Linked DNA regions of Homo sapiens: all the other regions are linked to region 2. Evidence: chromatin contacts called from ENCODE Hi-C or POLR2A ChIA-PET data. All regions are on one chromosome and are shown on one strand. Each heading gives the region's core, a stretch centred on a gene start or an enhancer-like site at or near the end of the contact. The rest is flanking DNA. Distances are from core to core; before and after follow the strand shown. Region 1 holds the start of ADCY7 (adenylate cyclase 7). Region 2 holds the start of N4BP1 (NEDD4 binding protein 1). Region 3 holds the start of TENT4B (terminal nucleotidyltransferase 4B).

Evidence for each region. Hi-C counts contacts between places; a loop is a spot of excess contacts on that map. ChIA-PET counts read pairs that join two places held with the same protein, here RNA polymerase II (POLR2A). Pooled maps may share reads with other maps.
Region 1: a pooled map shows a loop between it and region 2 (11-fold over the local background). The contact joins the promoter of ADCY7 here to the promoter of N4BP1 in region 2. A Hi-C loop is called at or near these places in 6 of 50 pooled maps. POLR2A ChIA-PET finds 5 or more read pairs at or near these places in 2 of 52 experiments (activated CD4-positive, alpha-beta T cell and activated CD8-positive, alpha-beta memory T cell).
Region 3: a loop to region 2 is called in a map of CD8-positive, alpha-beta T cell, with 7 times the contacts of the local background. The contact joins the promoter of TENT4B here to the promoter of N4BP1 in region 2. A Hi-C loop is called at or near these places in 2 of 168 maps with a recorded cell type or tissue (CD8-positive, alpha-beta T cell and naive thymus-derived CD4-positive, alpha-beta T cell), 1 of 37 single-sample maps with no recorded cell type and 12 of 50 pooled maps. POLR2A ChIA-PET finds 5 or more read pairs at or near these places in 1 of 52 experiments (activated T-cell).

The regions. Positions count from the first base shown.
Region 1 is chr16:50,265,173-50,267,872 of GRCh38, reverse strand. It overlaps ADCY7 (adenylate cyclase 7), which reads right to left and starts at 1,322. Exons shown (of 26, transcript NM_001114.5): 1 at 1,193-1,322. RefSeq lists enhancers at 1,550-1,639, 1,585-2,178.
Region 2 is chr16:48,608,794-48,611,493 of GRCh38, reverse strand. It overlaps N4BP1 (NEDD4 binding protein 1), which reads left to right and starts at 1,314. Exons shown (of 7, transcript NM_153029.4): 1 at 1,314-1,719. The coding sequence starts at 1,522. LOC124903687 (a long non-coding RNA gene) reads right to left here and starts at 1,184. Exons shown (of 2, transcript XR_007065063.1): 1 at 976-1,184; 2 at 281-839. RefSeq lists enhancers at 1,044-1,123, 1,134-1,183, 2,134-2,183 and a silencer at 1,224-1,823.
Region 3 is chr16:50,151,883-50,154,582 of GRCh38, reverse strand. It overlaps TENT4B (terminal nucleotidyltransferase 4B), which reads right to left and starts at 1,277. Exons shown (of 12, transcript NM_001365324.3): 1 at 324-1,277. The coding sequence starts at 961. RefSeq lists silencers at 438-607, 728-777, 958-1,057, 1,288-1,447, 1,558-1,727 and 1 more and an enhancer at 1,264-2,221.

The DNA of each region.
Region 1 (2,700 bases), core at 73-2,572, 1.7 Mb before region 2:
GCCCCCTCAGCCTCCTGCACTTCCTGCAGGGCTGGCACTTGGCACTTCCTCTCAAATTGGCTGGCTTGTCACTTTTATGTCTCCTTTGGCCTCGTCTAAGACAATAATACAGTCATGATGTCACAATGGCAATGTCCTATTTACAGATTTTTTTTTCCCCAAGACAAATACTTAGATTTTAAACATGTCCTTCCACACACAGGCTAGAACCCCCTGTGATTCCCTGGGCAGCCCGGTCCTCACTCCGAGAAACACTGGTGTTGAGTCCACCCCTCACAGCCTCCATCTGCAAGATGGTGATGCTAGTGAAGGCCCACGGTCACATAGCCCTTCCAGACACATCCAGCCCACACTGGCTGCCCGTCCAGGCCTTGGACCCAGGGCCCCTGTCGTAGGTGGCTCGGCCTGGCCCCTACCTCCAGGCCCTTGGCTTCCCCCTCCCGGCCCTCCCTTCTCCTCTCCAGCAATGGCTGTCCAGGGAGGAAGCCCCCAGCCACAGATGTCCCTGCCCTTGACCCTGATGTGATGACACAGAGAAGAGGCAACTGCCTCACCCTCTGTACATACATGTTTAGATGAATGCATAGAAAGCTCCAGAAAGACCCGCTCCAGAAAGACCCACTCCAGATGGCCCATGCGGTCCCTGGGGGATAGAGGAGAGGCATTGCAGGGAAAGGGAAACCAGTCTGCTTTTTGGAGGCATCTTGGTTTCCTGACCCTCAGGCATGCACTCCTTTCAGAGGTTTTGTTTGTTTTTTGTTTTATAATTTCATAAAATTAGTTGAATTGGCCTTCCCTTGCCAATGTTTCCTTTCATTGAGAAAAGTCATGTGTGCTTGTAAATGTAAAATTACACCCTCGAGAAGGAGTGTGGACATTTGAGAGTCTGTGGTTCCTAGAATTCCAGATGGAACGGGCCACATGTACAACATTGTGGTCACAACCGCACTTTCTTGTCAGGCTGGGAAAAGCCAGTGACAAGTCGCCTCTGGTCCCCTGTTGAAGGGCCGCCTCTCCCAGCCATCTGCCCAGTAGGCTCACGGAGCCTCCTACTCCCCCAGCCCAGACCCTGCCCAGTGCACTCCCAGGCCAGGCTGCCGGGTGAGCTGCTTCCCACCCACTGTCCAGCCCCGTCCCCTGGGGCTCAAGCCACTAGGACTGGTGACACTCCATCCCCACACCCCACTTTTACCTGGCTCTCCTCCCCGGCCCCAGCAGCCGGCCAGGGTCTGCAGGGAGGTGGCCCGGCCCCCGCCTGCCCTTCCTCAGACGCGCCCAGGCTCACCCATCCGAAGGCTCCTTCCACGCTACCTAATGAGAGTGAGTCACATCTGGGACCCACCACTTCCTGCTCCGGCAGCGGCAGCAGCGGCGGCGGCGGCAGCAAGGCTAAGGCACAGCCCACAGCCCAGCCTCTCGGGGTGTGCAGGGCCCCCTCCCCCAGCCACAGTGCTGCTCTCCGCAGCCTGGGAGCTGCCAGGCCTGGGAGCTGTCGGGCTCCAATGACTTCATGGAAATTTGAAGCTTGAAGCTGGAACAATTTTGAAAAAATAATAATAAAACAAGCACCAAAAACCTCCATTAGAAGCCCCAAGACAACTGTTCAAAGTGGGGAGCAAATGCATCCTTAGTGAGCAATTAGCAATTAGCGGCCTGGCCTGAGCCTCCTGTGGGCTCTGACGCTCACAGACAGGCCCCCCGCGCCTTCCTGGGACTCAATTTCCCTATCTATGTAGTAAGGTGGCCCCGTCCACCTCTGAGAGGGGCCCAGGAGAGGTCAAAGATCTTCCAGCCCAGCCCACTGCCTCTCCATCTCACCTACGCTCCCATGCTGGGAGCAGGGCAGGGGCAGGCCCATCCTTGGGGCTCCTATTCCAAAATCAGAGTCCCTGGAGAGCCCCCAACATCCCTGGGCACCATGAGGCTGGGAATCAAACCCCAGCACCCCTTCTGCTATGCCAGGCCTCAGTTTCCCCACTGGGATCATGGGGCGCTCAGTGGCGAGGGAGCAGATCAGGAGAGGCTAAGAGGAGAGAGTGGAGACTCCCAAAACAGAGGGGGAGGCCTCCAGCCCGCTGGCCACAGCAGCACCTGGTCCTCAGGGAGCCCTTCTGAGCATGTGACTGGCATCCTGGGATTACGAGCTCCTCAAAGCAATGGTGTACCTCCTCCACCTCCCACATCCAGGGTCAGACACCCCTCTTCTGGTCTTCTAACCCCTGCACCTTCCTCCATCACAGCACCTCTGTGCTGTGACCACTGGTTGCTGGTCTGTCTTTCCTAGGTTATATCCTTGAGGAGGGCAGAGATGGGAGGGCAGCTGTAATATCAACAGCTGTGTCCCCAGCGTCCAGCCCCAGCTGGTCACAGAGTAGACATCCCACACATACTGATCAGGAGGAACTGAACATGTTAGGTGCTGTCTCTGTGCCAGGCCCCATGCAGGGAACTAGCAGGTGATCTAAGGTCTGCCATCTGGTGGAGACAGGCATAGGACTCACACAGGGTTCCAGGCTGCTCCAGAGGCCACAGGAGGGAGTGGGAGACCTCAGGGGATCCTCCCCATCAGGGTCGCCCTCCTATCAGCAAATGTCTCCCTAGCAAATGTCCCAGAGCAGAGAAGGAACAGACATCATCATCATCAAAAGAGGGGAAAGACAAGCCACTGACTAGGAGAAAGTCACATCCTATATGACTGAC
Region 2 (2,700 bases), core at 65-2,564:
ATAATGTTCAGTGAGCACTTACAGTGTTGGGTGCTGTATTAATATTCACAATAGGAAGTACTATTATTATCTACATTTTATAGATGAAAAATTAAAACAGAGAGAGGTAATATTCCCAGAGCCCCTATCTACTATAGCCACAATATTTAGCTGAAGGAAAGGAATCCAACACTTTATCTTCCACAATCTGTTTTCATGGACTCAGAGAATATAAAGGCCTGGAAAAGGCCTTAGAGATAACTGAGTGTACTCTTTTATTTTACAGATCAGAAAACAGACCTGGAGAGGGGTTAGGGTTTATTTGCTCCAGTCCCAGGGAAGATCATGAGTGAGCCCCCAAACTCCCACTTTTCGGGCTTCTCCCATAACATATCCCCTTTCTTCCCTCACAGAAGAAATCACTCTCCTGAATTTATCTTTTTTTTTTTTTTTGAGACGGAGTTTCGCTCTTCTTGCCCAGGCTGGAGTGCAATGGCGCAATCTCGGCTCACCGCACGCAACCTCTGCCTCCAGGGTTCAAGCGATTCTCCTGCCTCAGCCTCCCTAGTAGCTGGGATTACAGGCATGTGCCACCACGCCGCGCTAATTTTTTTTTTTTTTTTTTTTTTTTTTTTTTTTTTTTTTTTTTTTTTTAGCAGAGACGGGGGTTTCTCCATTTTGGTCAGGCTGGTCTCGAACTCCGGACCTCGAGTGATCCACCCGCCTCTGCCCCCACAGACTGCTGGGATTACAGGCGTGAGCCACCGCGCCCGGCCTTCTTGAATTTATCTTAATCATTTTTTTGATTTTCAATTCTCCGTAAGTATGCCCATTTTCTTCTCTTCTTGCTACCATTTTTACTGAAAGAAATAAAAAGGGAAAGAGAAAAAAGTGAGAAGGGCAGCTAAGAAGGTAAAAGGGTAGGGAGGAAGGGAAGAAACAGAGAAAGAAAAGTCCCGTCTGCCTGTGGATTAACGTGAAACTGAATAACTCAACTGCTAGAATCCTGGTTTGAGCGTCAAGATGTCTGAGGTCAAGTCCAATCCCTGTGACACTCTCAGTCTCGCCTCCTGGCAATTAAGTTTCCCCAACTATAAACCCATATATCTACATCCACCAGATCCCGCGAAAGCGGTTTCCCCTCATCAAAGAAGTCCGCCCAGGCCTCCAAAACCATCCCTTTATTCTCAACCAACATGGCGACTGAGGGTGACGTCAACTTCCGTCGCCTTCACCCTACTCCCTTCCCCTAGGGGGCGGCGAGCCTCAATGACGGCTGCGGCCGGGGCGCATGCGCGGCGGCGGGGCCCGGCCCGCGGCGGCGGCAAAGGGGCGGAGGGGTTCGCTGCCAGCAATTGCCAAGCTGCTGCGGTCGTGGCGGGATGGTATAGCCGGGCCTGAGGGCGGGCGGCGGGGCGCGGGCGGGGGCGAGGCGGCCGGGAAGGGCCGACGCCGCCTGACTGGCTTGGGAGCAGCGGCAGCAAGCTGAGGGGGCGTCGCCGCCGCCGGCCCCCGGCGCCGCCGCGGGAGGCCGCGCCCGCCATGGCGGCCCGGGCGGTGCTGGACGAGTTCACTGCGCCAGCTGAGAAGGCGGAGCTGCTGGAGCAGAGCCGCGGCCGTATCGAGGGCCTGTTTGGCGTGAGCCTAGCCGTGCTCGGCGCGCTAGGGGCTGAGGAGCCGCTGCCCGCGCGCATCTGGCTGCAGCTCTGCGGGGCGCAGGAGGCGGTGCACAGCGCCAAGGTGAGTCCGGCCGCCGCCCCCGCGCGCCCGCGGCCTCGATCGGTCCGGGTCTCCGGGCTCCCGCTCCTCCCCGCCCCCGCCGTCCGCCGCGATGCGCCTGGGTTGGGAACGCAGTCTCGGGAGCCAGCGAACGTGCCTTTTCGGCTCGCGAGCCATGTGACCTTGGATAGCGGCTTGATCCCCGGAGCCTCAGTTTCCCCATTTGTAAAGTGGCGCTGACGAAAGTACCTACCTCAGAGGGCTGTCGCGAGGATGAAAGTGGGGGATGTGTATGAAGCGCAGGCACAGCGTGTGGCACGGATCGGGTGCGCTGCGCATGTCGCCTGTTGTTGTCAGTTCCCCGGCCCCCAGGATGGTACGCAAGGCCTGTTGCTGGGCCCGCAGCCTCGTCCACCACCTAAGCCTTTATCCCCCAGTCCCGGGCCTCCACTACTGCAGTTCTGAGCCTTTTTGGGATCTCAGTTCCTCTTGAGAATCGGAAAAAAACTATTAATAGTAATAAAACGCTCGGAGAATGTCAGAAAGAAAGGATTTATGTTTACCTATTTTTTTCTATTTGAGACAGGGTCTCACTCTGTCACCCACAGTGGAGTGCAGTGTGGCGCGGTCTCAGTTCACTGCAGCCTCGACTTCCCGGGCTCAAGTGATCCTCCCACCTCAGCCTCCCGAGTAGCTAGTACTATAGGAGCGCGCCACCACGCCCGGCTCATTTTTTTTTTTTTTTTTGGTAGGGGATTTCACTATGTTGCCCGGGCAGGTCTCGAACTCTTGGACTCAAGTCATCCTCCCATCTCGGTCACCCAAAGTGCTGGGACTACACGCGGGAGCCACCCCGGCCGGATATTTAATATGTTAACAAAAAATAGCGTTATTCTTTGTATTGATATTACCTACAACTAACATTTACATAACGCTTAAGAACATCACAGGTTGCTTCAGAAGGAATGTGCAGCCCTTATGGCTTCTAATAAGGTAGATTTT
Region 3 (2,700 bases), core at 28-2,527, 1.5 Mb before region 2:
GTGTTTAACTAAGGGGGATGGGAGGAGAGTGAATGGATAAAGGGGGGGGCCTGGGGAAGGTGTGGACGGTTAAGAGGGAGGGGAGGAAGGTGTGGACGACTAAGGGAGGACAGGAGACGGAGGGTGTGGACGGCTAAGGAGGCTTGGGGAAAGGTGTGAACGACTGGGGGGTTGGGGATGGCCAGCAGCACCCCCGTGCAACAGCAGCGAAGGCAGGCCGTGGGGGTGGCCGCTCCTAGACCCTCACAACCCCCCTCTGTGGGCGTGTGCCCGGCTGCGCATTCGCACCGGCCAGGCCATCGGGCCGCAGAGCCAGCACTCACCCCACGACTCCCTGGTTGTAGTTCCTCCGTTTCCACGGGGTCCCGCTGTACACGACCCCGCCGCCGTCTGCTCGGCCGCCCCCCGCGGCCCGCCCTCCGCTGGGCTGCAGCAGGCTGTAGTTGAGTCCATACGTGCTGGCCTTGTTGTCGCGCTTCCTCTTGTTGCTGCTGCCCGAGGCCGAATCGGCTGGATCGGCGGCGGGGACGGCGGCCGAAGGGTGCGGGGACGAGGACGCCGAGGGAGGCGAGGACGCCGAGGAGCCCGCCCGGCGGGCCCAGGCCCCGGGCTGGTGGTGGTTGTTGTTGTTGTTGGTCGTCTCTAGGGGCAGGAAGTCCCGCTGCTCCGCGGGCAGCGCGTGGCTGCCCAGCAGGCGCTCCCCGGAGCGATACATGCCGGCCGGGGCCGGGGCCGGGGCCGAGGCCGCGCCGCCGGGGCTGCCGGTGCTGCTGCCGCTCCCGCCGGTGGCCGTGCTGCTGCTGCTGCTGCTGCCGCCGCCGCCGCTCGCGCCGCCGCTGCTGTGACAGTGGTGGTTGAAGTAGAGGTTCCTCAGCCCCTGGGTCGTCTCCCAGATCTGCATCCACAGACTGTTGGACGGTCCGAGCTGCTCTGGCTGAAACCAGGCGATCCTCGGATCCATCAAACGGCGGCGGCCGCTGCCCCCGCCCCTCCCGGCCGCCCGCAGGGCCGCCGCCGCCGCCGCCTCAGGCGCACGCCCGGCCTCGGCTGCTGCTGCTGCTGCCGCTGCTGCCGCTGCTGCTGCTGCTGCTGCTCGGGGCCCGCCGCGGGCGGCGCGGTCGCGCAGGGAGCCCGGCCGGCGCCGGCGGCGTCGCTCCCGCCCTCGGGGGCTCCGCGGGCCCTCCCCCCCTCCCTCCGCCCCTCCGCCCCTCCGCCGAGCCCCTGTCACTGGGGTCCCCGTGCAAATGGCGGCGGCGGCGGCGGCGGCTCCACAGAAGAGCGAGCGGCGGCGGCGGCAGCGGCGGCAGCGAGACGCGCCTGCTCCGTAGCGTCCTCGCTCCTCCGGCCCCGGGGCGGGGCCTCTGCCGGCTCCGCCCCTCTCGCTCCGCCCCCCCCCCCCACCGCCCCGCCCTCACGCGCTCGCCCCGCCCCCGCTGCGCCGCGCAGCAGCCCGGGAGGCCTCGCCGTGCGTCACAGAGGCCGCGGCGCGACGGGGCCGCAACCGCCTGGCCCAACCGTACTTGCGCCATCTGTGGAGTGCTCCCACGTACCTGGGCGTCCGGGAGCTTCTGAGGCGCGCGCGGCTTCTCCGCCTCGGCTTCCCCGGTGCTGAGCGTGGACGAGGCCGCATGGAGGTTGCCGCCCGCCCCGCAGGGAGCGCGTTGTGGGAGGTGCCACTCCGCCCCTCGCTCCTCGCCCCTCCCATCCCTGTGGCCGCCGGATCCCGGGCCCTCGCAACCCTTCCTGACGTCTTGGCTTCTGCCTGCTTTCTAAAACACTTTCTTTTTAAAAAAAAAAAAAAAAAAAAAAACAGCCTATAACACTTTTTCTGGTGGCGTGGGGACACGCCCCCTGCCCGAGCGTGTGCCCCGGGGTCCTGACGCGGGCTGCGCGAGACCCTGCACGGCTACGTGTGCCCCGCCCTGCTGCGCCCTGGCCGGGGTGGGGGACCCCTCACCCCGGCCTGAGGCCACAGAAACCTGTACCCCATGCATAGCCCTGGGGGAGACCACTAAGACTGAGAGTGTGAGCCAAGGGCGGAAAGCCGCAGCCGCACACTCAACCCACTTTACAGGGACACGCAAACACGTGTAGATGCACAGAGAAGCAGACACACTCCTGCGCGGCGTAGCAAAGACGCTCTCCTGCCCTAAGGTGCACCAACAGCCTTAGAAAGCTCTTCTGAGTTCAGCATTAAATTTTAAGAAAACCCAAAACCTTTTAATCCTAAAATGAAGATTTAGCATCAGCAAAGATTGTCCACTAGGTCGTTATTTGCATGTCTTTCAAATCTCAGTGGTTAAAAAGCCAAGGAAAGGGGAATGTTAAGTATTTTAAATCAAGAGACTAAAAGAAAGTAAGTGAACAGCTTCTATGTGGGCCCTTTAAGGTTGGTCCAACGTCCAGAACAAGTCCCTGATGCCTGATATTGGCCTTCCATTTTGGGAGCTCAATATCCTGGAAAGTTTTTATGACAAATAGTGGAAAACTATCAAAGAACTAAGTGTCGCTCTACCTTTTTCTTTCTTTCGAGACTAACTCTTGCTCTGTCATCTGGAGTTCAGTGACTCATTCACAGCTCACTGCAGGCTCGGCCTCTTGGGTTCAAGCGATCCTCTTGCCCCAGCCTCCGAGTAGCTAGGACTATAGGCACGCGTCAACATGGCATAGAGACGAAGTTGCTCTGCGCTGCCCAGGCTG